2 separate regions of the Mus musculus genome follow, and region 2 is linked to region 1. The links are chromatin contacts, found by Hi-C or POLR2A ChIA-PET in ENCODE. All regions are on one chromosome and are shown on one strand. Each heading gives the region's core, a stretch centred on a gene start or an enhancer-like site at or near the end of the contact. The rest is flanking DNA. Distances are from core to core; before and after follow the strand shown.

Evidence for each region. A loop is a pair of places that touch in the nucleus more often than their neighbours do. ChIA-PET counts read pairs that join two places held with the same protein, here RNA polymerase II (POLR2A).
Region 2: POLR2A ChIA-PET joins it to region 1 with 34 read pairs in Patski. The contact joins the promoter of Zfp784 here to the promoter of Zfp579 in region 1. A Hi-C loop is called at or near these places in 1 of 37 maps with a recorded cell type or tissue (heart). POLR2A ChIA-PET finds 5 or more read pairs at or near these places in 4 of 5 experiments (Patski and embryonic stem cell).

Annotation. Positions count from the first base shown.
Region 1 is chr7:4,993,005-4,997,456 of GRCm38, forward strand. Zfp579 (zinc finger protein 579) reads right to left here and starts at 3,097. Exons shown (of 2, transcript NM_026741.2): 1 at 3,000-3,097; 2 at 1-1,908. The coding sequence starts at 1,906. The coding sequence ends at 218.
Region 2 is chr7:5,036,785-5,041,624 of GRCm38, forward strand. Zfp784 (zinc finger protein 784) reads right to left here and starts at 1,662. Exons shown (of 2, transcript NM_001039532.2): 1 at 1,551-1,662. The coding sequence starts at 1,628. It also overlaps a transcript of Zfp580 not described here.

The DNA of each region.
Region 1 (4,452 bases), core at 1,847-4,346:
CTTCTGGCCAAGTGTCCTCCGCCTTGCCCTGCCTTACTTAAGACACGTGTTGGGGTGAGAAGTTCCTAACCAGCATCAGGGGTTTAGGGGTGGGTAAAGGAGAAGACGAATGATCCAGGCTTCAGGGGCAGGCAGGGGAGGTTCCTCTTCTTCAGCTTCCCTCTTCCTTACTGCAAACCGGGAGCGCAATTGGAAGGGCGGAGGGTGGATGTGAGGGTCAGGAGGCCAGGCCTCCCAATCCGCATAGGTGGGCCTTACTGTCCATCTCCTCATCCTCCATCTCGAAGGCTGAATGGTCTTGGCTGTCAAAACAGGAGGCGCTGAGAAAGACAGGTGGAGCCGGCGGGGACTGGGGTGGTGTGCCAGGTGAGGGAGGCTCTTCCTTGATGTGCGCGATGGGCAGAGGGAGCCCTTCTGCCTCCTGCTTAAGTGGCTGCGGAGGCTGGGGCGACTGTGAGGCCTGGGTCTGGAGTTCCTGCAGCGCTGCAGCCCTCTCCAGCTCCGCCCGTTCCAGCTCGGCGCGGTGGCAGCGTTGGTGGCGCAGGAGGCTGTAAGCGCGAGAGAAGCGGCGTGGGCATCGCGGGCACGGATGCGGGGCGGGACCCCCAGCATGGACTTGCGCGTGGCGGGCCAGGTCCGCCAGTCGCTTGAATTCCCTCTGGCAGCGCACGCACTGAAAAGGGCGCGCCCCGGAGTGGGTGACCCCATGCTGGCGTAGGTGTGCCCGGCGTCGGAAACCTTTGCCACACTCAGGACACCAGAAACGTGGCTCCCCCGCCGGAGGCCGGGCTGGGGTGGCATCTCCTCCATTATGCCCGCCTTCACCCCCTTCCGATGCACCCCCACATTCTGCCCCTTCGCCCCCCTCGGGCCCTTTCCCTGAGTTCCGTCCGCCCGAGGCCTTGTCATCCTTCTTGCCGGCCCCGGGTAACGGGGCCAGCAGGCTGAGTGGACCATGGACGCGGCGGTGCTGGCGGAGGTAGGAGGCCAAGCGGAAGGCCAGGCCGCAGTCTGGACACACAAAAGGTCGATCGGTGGAGTGGACTAGCCGGTGACGCGATAGGGACCAGGGCCTGGCGAAAGCCTTGAGGCAGATGGAACACTGGTGTCGCTTGGGGCGGGGCGGGGGTCCTCCTTCGCCCTCCTGTTCGCCCTCGGGGCGCAGACACGGGTGGGCTTTGAGCTCCCCCTTGGTGGCGAAGGCTTCGCGACAGCGGAGACACAGCAGCGTCCAGTCGGCCTGGAGAAGGACCTGTTTCTCCTCCTGTCGCCCCGCGGCCAGTGCCAACTCTGCCCTTAGCTCCGCTGCCCCGGCCTCGGCCTCCTTGGCCTCTGATTCCCGAGGATCCGTACTCGTGGGGACAGCCGCAGGAGCCGAGTCCCCTGCGGGCCACTGTGTGGTCGCCTCCTCCTCAGCCCCGGCCACCACCACCGTGGCGGGCTGTTCCACTCCCTCGTCCTGCGGACCCCAACTGGCCTCAGGCTCCTCCTTCACTGCCCTCTGCGTGGACAGATCCACCTCGCTACCTGCGTGCTCTTGGGCCAGGTGGCGCCTGAGCTGGGCTGGCTCCGGGAAGGTGCGTGGGCAGGCAGCGCAGCGCAGCGGGGGCTGGGGCCCGTGGCCACGAAGGTGGCGGGAAAGGTGGGCAGGCCTGCGGAAAGCTTTGGGGCACAGAGGGCAGGCATGGGGCCGGAGACCCGAGTGGCTCAGCCGGTGTCGAGACAGGTAGTAAGGGAAGCGGAAGAGGCGACCACAGGTTGGGCAGGGCAGAGGCGCCCTAGGGGCTCCAGCACCCCCTCTGCCACGACCACGGCCTCGGCCACGGCCACGGCCACGGCCTCGGCCTCGGCCACGGTCACGGTGAGGTGGGCTGCCCTGGGCGGGTGGAGGGGGCTGTGGATCCATGCCTGTGGGGAAAAGGGGAAGAGGCAGGGGTGGGGAGAAGAGATGAAAGATGTGGGGTGAGGTGAAGAGGAGAGCAGAGGTACAGGGCAGGTAGATCCACAGTTCAGAAGAGGATACAGATGAAAGTCGGGAGAGGAAGGTGGTGAGGAGGCAGAAGGGGATAGACACAGGAAAGGAGAGGAGAGAGTTGTGGAGACGTAGGAAAGGGGGGCCAAGTTCAGGAGAAACACAAAGGAGAGAGATAGAGAGAAAGAAAACATAGATATCAGAGGTGGGAACGGTCAGGAAGACAGAACAAGACACATACAGAGGAGACACAGGGAGACAAAGTCAGCCAATTGATTTTGCTCTAGTGCCCTGGGGCTTGAACATTCCTGGAGGGGCTGGGAACCAGTCCACCCTTGGGGCCCAAGTAGGGTGGGATTCAAAGTCAAGAGGCCCTGGAAATAAAAAGTCCATAAGTCAGGGGCTGGGAGGGACCAGTGGGTAGCCGGGCTTAAGCCCCTGGGTCTGTGAGAGGAGAGCTGGGGTCTGGATTCCTGGGTCTGAGGGAGGAGGAATGGGGTCTGGATTCCTGGATCGGAAGGAGGAGGGCTGGGGTCTGGGCTCCTGGGTCTGAAGAAGGTCGGGGTCTGCACTCCTGGGTCTGAGGGAGGACCTGGACTCCTGGGTTTAAAGAAGGGCTGATTTCTGGATCCCTGGGTCTCAGGCAAGAAGACTGAAAGGTAGGACTCCTGGGTCTCAGATAGAACCAGATAGGCGAACTAGACTCTTGCAGGTAGACGCAGCCTCTGAGTCCGGGTGAAGGAAGAAGCTGGGTAAGGGGCCCTGACTCACAAGACAAGGGGGAGGAGTGGACTGGGAGCTGGGCTGCAGAAAATCCTCAGCGAGAAAGCTGTGGCCAGACCCCTGGCCGGGCGTGGTGTCGGGGGAGGGCGTGGAACCTGCCGGCTGTCGGGGGATCTAGGTCCAAGAGGGGGTCTATCTGTTCCGGGTAGGTGTGATCTGCAGAACTAAGGCAGCGGGTCGAGGCCTTGCAGATTGCTCTGCGCAGGGCCTGGGGCTCGCCCCAGTCTCAGGGAGCCGGTCTTACCTCCACCTCCTGCGCTCCTTTCTTCCTTCCCTGCGGCCGGGCGATCGCGGACAGTGGTGGCGGAGAGGGAGGGGGTTGAGCGTAGTGGGAGGGGTGGGGGTGGAGAAGGAGGCTGGGCTCGGTGTTACAGCCTAAGCCTTCCCCCCGGAAACCCGGTGCTTGGTCGGAGGCCAGAAGAGGAAAGACTGGCTGAGAAGCCGGAAGCGGAGGGCCAGGGACCTGGTGGGGGTGCGGGGGGGGGGGGGGCGGGAGCAGAGGAGGGAGCTGCGGCTCCTGGATCCCGGGAGGGGAAGGGGCTGAAGGCCTGTCCTTTGGACCCTCAGAGGAGGAGGAGGCTGCAAGCCTGGGAATCTGGATCCAGCTTTCCACCCCTCCTCCATTTCCCAGCAGATAACACATATTCATTCATTCTTTCAACAAACAGGCATTTATCAAGCCCTGCCGGTGCCAGGCACTGTGCTGGCTGCTGGGTCTGAAGAAGGCAGAGATGGAGATGAACGAAGCAGTGAGTGATACAGGCTTGAGAGTGAACATCAATGATACAAGGAGTGCACCTCTATGATCGAGCCTGACTCTCACTGTCCCTTGGTTGCCTGGGCAAGCAATTCTCTCTTCTCCGAGCCTCAGTTTCTCCCTTTATGGTAAGCCCCAGGATCACAACCCGACCAGTTTTATCAGAACACCTACTGTGGGCTGGCTCTGTCCTTGGTGCTGGATCGATAAAGGCAAAATTCATACTATGATGAAAAGGGACAAACAAGAGTCAGTCACAGACGGTGTGACGAGGGAAGCTCTTGTTTTGGGCAAAGTGCTGTGGAATGAAGGGGATGGAAGAGACAGTGAGCTGGCTTTCAATGGGAGTGAATGCCATTCCTCTAGTCTTCCTTGGCAACTACGTTTCTGGAACTTGGAGCTTTAATGTTTCAGCCTGCTACATGGGCCACATCTCAAAGTATATATGATGGAGAAAAAGGGCCGTTTCAGTTATCTGCCTGCATTACAGTGTTGTTTTCTTTAGGGTTAACTTCATGCCAAACATAGTTGGCAAGAGGCTGGGTAAACTGTTCCTTTTGTACGTGTCTGGGTGAGTAGAGGTTTGGAAAGCTTTGATATGCTAGTAATTCCAGGAATTTACCCTTGAGAAACCAGAAACATGCAGTATTATACTTGTGCCAGTCCATTGCGGCTGCTTTCTTTTTCTTTTTAAAAACATTTCAGGGGGCTGGTGAGATGGCTCAGTGGGTAAGAGCACCCGACTGCTCTTCCGAAGGTCGGAAGTTCAAATCCCAGCAACCACATGGTGGCTCACAACCATCCGTAACGAGATCTGACGCCCTCTTCTGGAGTGTCTGAAGACAGCTACAGTGTACTTACATATAATAAGTAAATAAATAAAATCTTAAAAAAAAAAAAAAAAAAAAACATTTCAGTATAGGTATTGTGGGCTGGCAAG
Region 2 (4,840 bases), core at 412-2,911, 42 kb after region 1:
CACTGTATTTTTTTTTCCAAGACAGGGTTTCTCTGTATAGCCCTGGCTGTCCTGGAACTCACTTTGTAGACCAGGCTGGCCTTGAACTCAGAAATCCGCCTGCCTTTGCCTCCCGAGTGCTGGGATTAAAGGCGTGTGCCACCACCGCCTGGCATATATATATTTAATGATTTGTTATTTATTTACTTAGAAGGTTTCACTATGTAGCCCTGGCTGGTTTGGTACTTGCTGTGTAGATTAGTTTGGCCTAGAACTCACAAAGGTCTGCCTGCCTCTGCCTCCCAAGTGCTGGGATTAAAGGCGTGCGCTTGCCATCAAGCCCAAGTATTTCATGTTCTGTTCTGTGTGAGAGCCTGCATGTGTGTTCACTGTGTGTGTCACTGTCCATGGAGGTCAGGAGTGAGGGTCAGATCCTCTAGGAATGGAGTCACAGGTGGTTGTGAGCCTCCATGCGGATGCCCGGAACTGAACCTCTAAAAGTGCAGCCAGGGCTCTTAAATGCTGAGCCATCTCTCCAGCCGTATCCCTTGATTTCTTAACCCTGTTATCCATGATACCGAATTTTTGATGGATCCTTGTTCTGGCATTTCCCCTTCTTGACCCAAATATACCACAGACACGGTGGTACCTCTCCTCTGTACTAGTTAAAAGTCTCATAATTCCCCCCTTAGAATGAAAAACACCACTCAGAGGTAACCCCTGTTCCTGCTTCTGCCCCTCATTATCCACCTCTTCTAGAGCACCCTAAATGGACTTTGGAAAATGCAAATGAGGTCATGACATTTCGCCACTCCAAGTCCTCCGATTGCACTTAAAACCTCGTGTCCTTCCTATAATATCCAACACGATCTGGATCCTGCTTATCTCACTGACTACATTGCAACCATAAGCCGGCACCCAGCTGACTTCTGCCATTTAAATTTAGCTTGCTCCACCCCCACTCTTAAGTGCACCTTTTATTTCTCTTATAGGACATATTACAATACTCTTTATCGTCACTTTTTCTCCTCATAAGACTGCAAGTTGCAAGAGGACGCAATCGTTGTCCATTTTGGTCCCCTGGAGCTTTAAATGTTTGCTGAATGAACCAATATTTTCAGTTACTTTCCAGTTACTAGTTATAAGTTCTAAAGTCATCCGAAGCACCCATTTCTCCTCCCTTGGGCATTTGTAAGGCAGTCAGTCCTTGTATCATCACATGCCATCCCAACACGGTGACCGAATTATAGCTCTCCTTTGGGGTCACCTTCCCAACCATCCACTAGCCCTATAATTTCCCTGGTGCCCCGCCCCTCTTAAGATGCCACACTTCTTTATGCAAGCTCCCTTGTCCTCTCCCTGGACCCAACCAAGCCCAAGACACAAGCTGTCTTCAAGACCCGCCTCAACCAGGCCTCGCTCCTCATTCCCCATAGGCTCCTCCCTAAACCCCGCCCCAGAGGGTTACCATACCCCCGCCCAATTGTTCTAGGCCCCGCCTTGACCCCGCCCCTTGCCCTGCGATCTTCTTCGCTGTGAACCCCCGGCCCAGACCCCTTCGTCGCCCGCACCAGGTCCGGCGGCTCCGGGGATGGCGACTCCCGGGTCGGTGAGCTCGGAATCGGGGGATCCGGGCGCGCGGCGGCCATCTTGTACCTAAGCCCGGTCCCTGAGGGCAAAGATTGCTCCGCGAAGGGCGGGGCCGGGCTGGCGGCGCTGCGCAAGCGCGGGGCAGGTCGACGAGGGGCGGGATCATAACCGGTAGATGAGCGGGGCCCTGGCGGGGTAGGATAGGCGGAATCCGGCAAAAGGTCTTCAAAACCTGTCGGTCCTCCGCATGGGCTGACTGAACTTGCAGCTGGAAGGTCGGCCACACCCTAGCGACGCATTCCAATGTCTCCCCACTTTTTATTGTTTAGGCATGTTTTCACTATGTATTCCTGTCTGGCCTAGAACTCTCTTTGCAGACCAAGATGGCCTCGAACTCACAGAAATCTGCTGGCCTCTGAGCCATAATGATCGGCCTTCCAAATCCCCTTTTAAAACTAACTGCAGGTGAGCCCGAAGTTTGCTTATGTGAACTTAAAGGCATGGGAGATTCTAACGTTTCTGAGGTTACTTTCAATTCATGGTGCAAAAGGTAGCGGTTCAGTTTATGAATGGGAGGTTTTCTAAGTCTGTGTCAAGAATGAGACTCATTCGGGAGTGGGGGGTCGGGGAACCCGGAAAGGGGATAACATTTGAAATGTAAATAAAGAAAATAACCAATTTTAAAAAAAGAAGGAGGAGGAGACTCATGAGCTCAGGTAAGATTCCAGACGGAAGCTAACCCCTCTCAGTTGCTGTGATGTTTGGGAGAAAAGAGCTCAAAGAGGGTTTTCGGCAGCACTAAGGACAGGGCTCTTTTGAGAGTTAAACTCACTCTAGGGCCTGACTTTGTGACTTGATAAGTCAGGACACTTCTGTGATCATCTCCTCCTCCTCCTTTTTTTTTTTTTTTTTTTTTTTTTTTTTTTTTTTTTTGAGACAGGGTTTCCTTATGGGATTTTCTTTCTTTCTTTTTTTGTTTTTGTTTTCGAGACAGGGTTTTTCTGTGTAGCCTTGGCTGTCCTGGAACTCACTCTGTAGACCAGGCTGGCCTCGAACTCAGAAATCCACCTGCCTCTGCCCCCCCCAGTGCAGGGATTAAAGGCATGGGCCACCACTGCCTGGCTTCTCTTCCTATTTTCACTCATTCCTTGTTTCCTACCTTCTGACTACGCCCCATACAGTAAGGTGACCTCAAACTTATGTAGTCTATGCTGGCCTTGAACTCTATTTTGATTTTTAAAGGTCTCCTCCTCCTTCCTTCCCTCTGTCCCTCTTTCCTTCCTCCCTCCCTTCCTCCCTCCTCTTCCTTCTTTCTTCTTCTTCTTCCTTCCTTCCCCCTCCCCCTCCCTCCTCCTCGTATGGGTGCTCTGTCTGTCCACCACTTGTTTGCAGTACTCATGGACATCTGAGATGGGGAAGTTACAGAGGGTTGTTAGCTGTCATCTGGGTGCTGGAACCAAACCCAGGTCCTCTGAAAAATCAACAAATGCCTTAACTTCTGAGTTATCTCCCCAGCCCTGGCCTTGAACTCTTGATATTTCTGGTCCTGTGGTTACAGGCATGTACCACCACCCCCCCCCCACCACCCCCGGGTCCATCTCCATTCCTCTCTCTTCTGTACAGACCTTTAGAAGTGTGTGGAAACAGTCAAAAAAGAGACGTGGGAATGCTTTGAAACTCTGTTTATTTGGATAGACCAGGAGACCAGACCGGAACACTTATCATCATGGCTAAGATTTCCCTTCTTTGGGAGGGGGGGCTTATGATAGCATTTCTGCTTGAAGTTACATGTGACCATGTGACTTCCTTTAGCTAGGAAGGTTGTGAACCACTGCGCAGGGGTTAAGAGCACTAGAGAGCACTAGCAGTTTTCTGTAGAAATAGTTTATTAGGTTGGGAATGCAGTTATATTGAGTACTTACCTAGTATGTGCAAGACCCTAGGTTCTGTCCTACACACACACACACACACACACACACACACACACACACACACTTATATAATTTTTAAAAGCTATGCTTAAATTTTTATTTTATTTTTATTTATGTGTATGAGTGTAGATACCTGTGGAGGCCAGAAGAACCATCTAACCTGGGTGTTTAAAACCAAAGTCGGGTCTTTTTTAAAATTTTTTTCAAGACAGGATTTCTCTGTGTGGCCCTGGCTGTGTTGGAACTCCCTCTTTAGACCAGGCTGGCTTTGAGTTCAGAGATCCACCTGCCTCTGCCTCCTGAATCCTGGGATTAAAAGCATACACCACTGAGCCTGACTTAAACTTGAATCTTATGGAAGAGCACAAAATACTATTAGCCACTCAGCCATTATCTTGTTCTGTTTGTTTTTTTGCATTACAAACAGGGTTTCTCTGTGCAGTCCTGGCCGTCCAGGAGCTCACTCTGTAGACTGTGCTGGTCTTGAACTCAAGAGATCGGCCTGCCTGTGCCTCTAGAGTGCTGGGATTAAAGGCGTGCGCCATGACTGCCTGCTCAGAAAACATTGTCAAGCTGAGCTTGGGGGCTGGAGGAATAGATGGCTCATGGTGTAAGAGCACTGGCTGTTCTTCCAGACAACCCGTTTGATCCCCAGCACCTACACAGCAGTTCATATTTGTAGGCATACATTTTTTATTTATTTATTTATTTTGGTTTTTCGAGACAGGGTTTCTCTGTATAGCCCTGGCTGTCCTGGAACTCACTTTGTAGACTAGGCTGGCCTCGAACTCAGAAATCCGCCTGCCTTTGCCTCCCGAGTGCTGGGATTAAAGGTGTGCACCACCATGCCCGGCTGGCATACATTTTTTTGCAACATACTTTTAATAAGAGTTCAACTTCTCCTCTAGCCCCCTACCCAGGAGAGGGAGTGGAGGAGAAAAGTTATTAGGATGTGGGGGAAGTGGACCTGTTCAGTAACAGTTCTTTGGGGGAGAGCTAGATCTTCTTTGGCAGCAGTTCCATCCTGTAGCAAAGACCAAATAGGACTCAGCAGCTGCAGACCAGTCTTCTAGGCGGGAAGACACCGGGCATGAACCCACAGCTGCAGTCCAGCCCGTTCGGCCAGACACCAGGCAGCTGTAGTTCAGTCCTGAGGAAACTGCCAGGCTCGCCAGCTGGCCTGAGGTGAGAACCTCAGGAACCTCCCAGGCAGTTCCTGGGTGAGTTTCCTTCAGTGACAGCATGACAGCAACTTGAACTCAACAACACTATGTAAGGTGACCCTTATGTGGGTGTCTTTAGCAAAGAATACCAAGGCAGAACAAATCAAACCAGTGCTC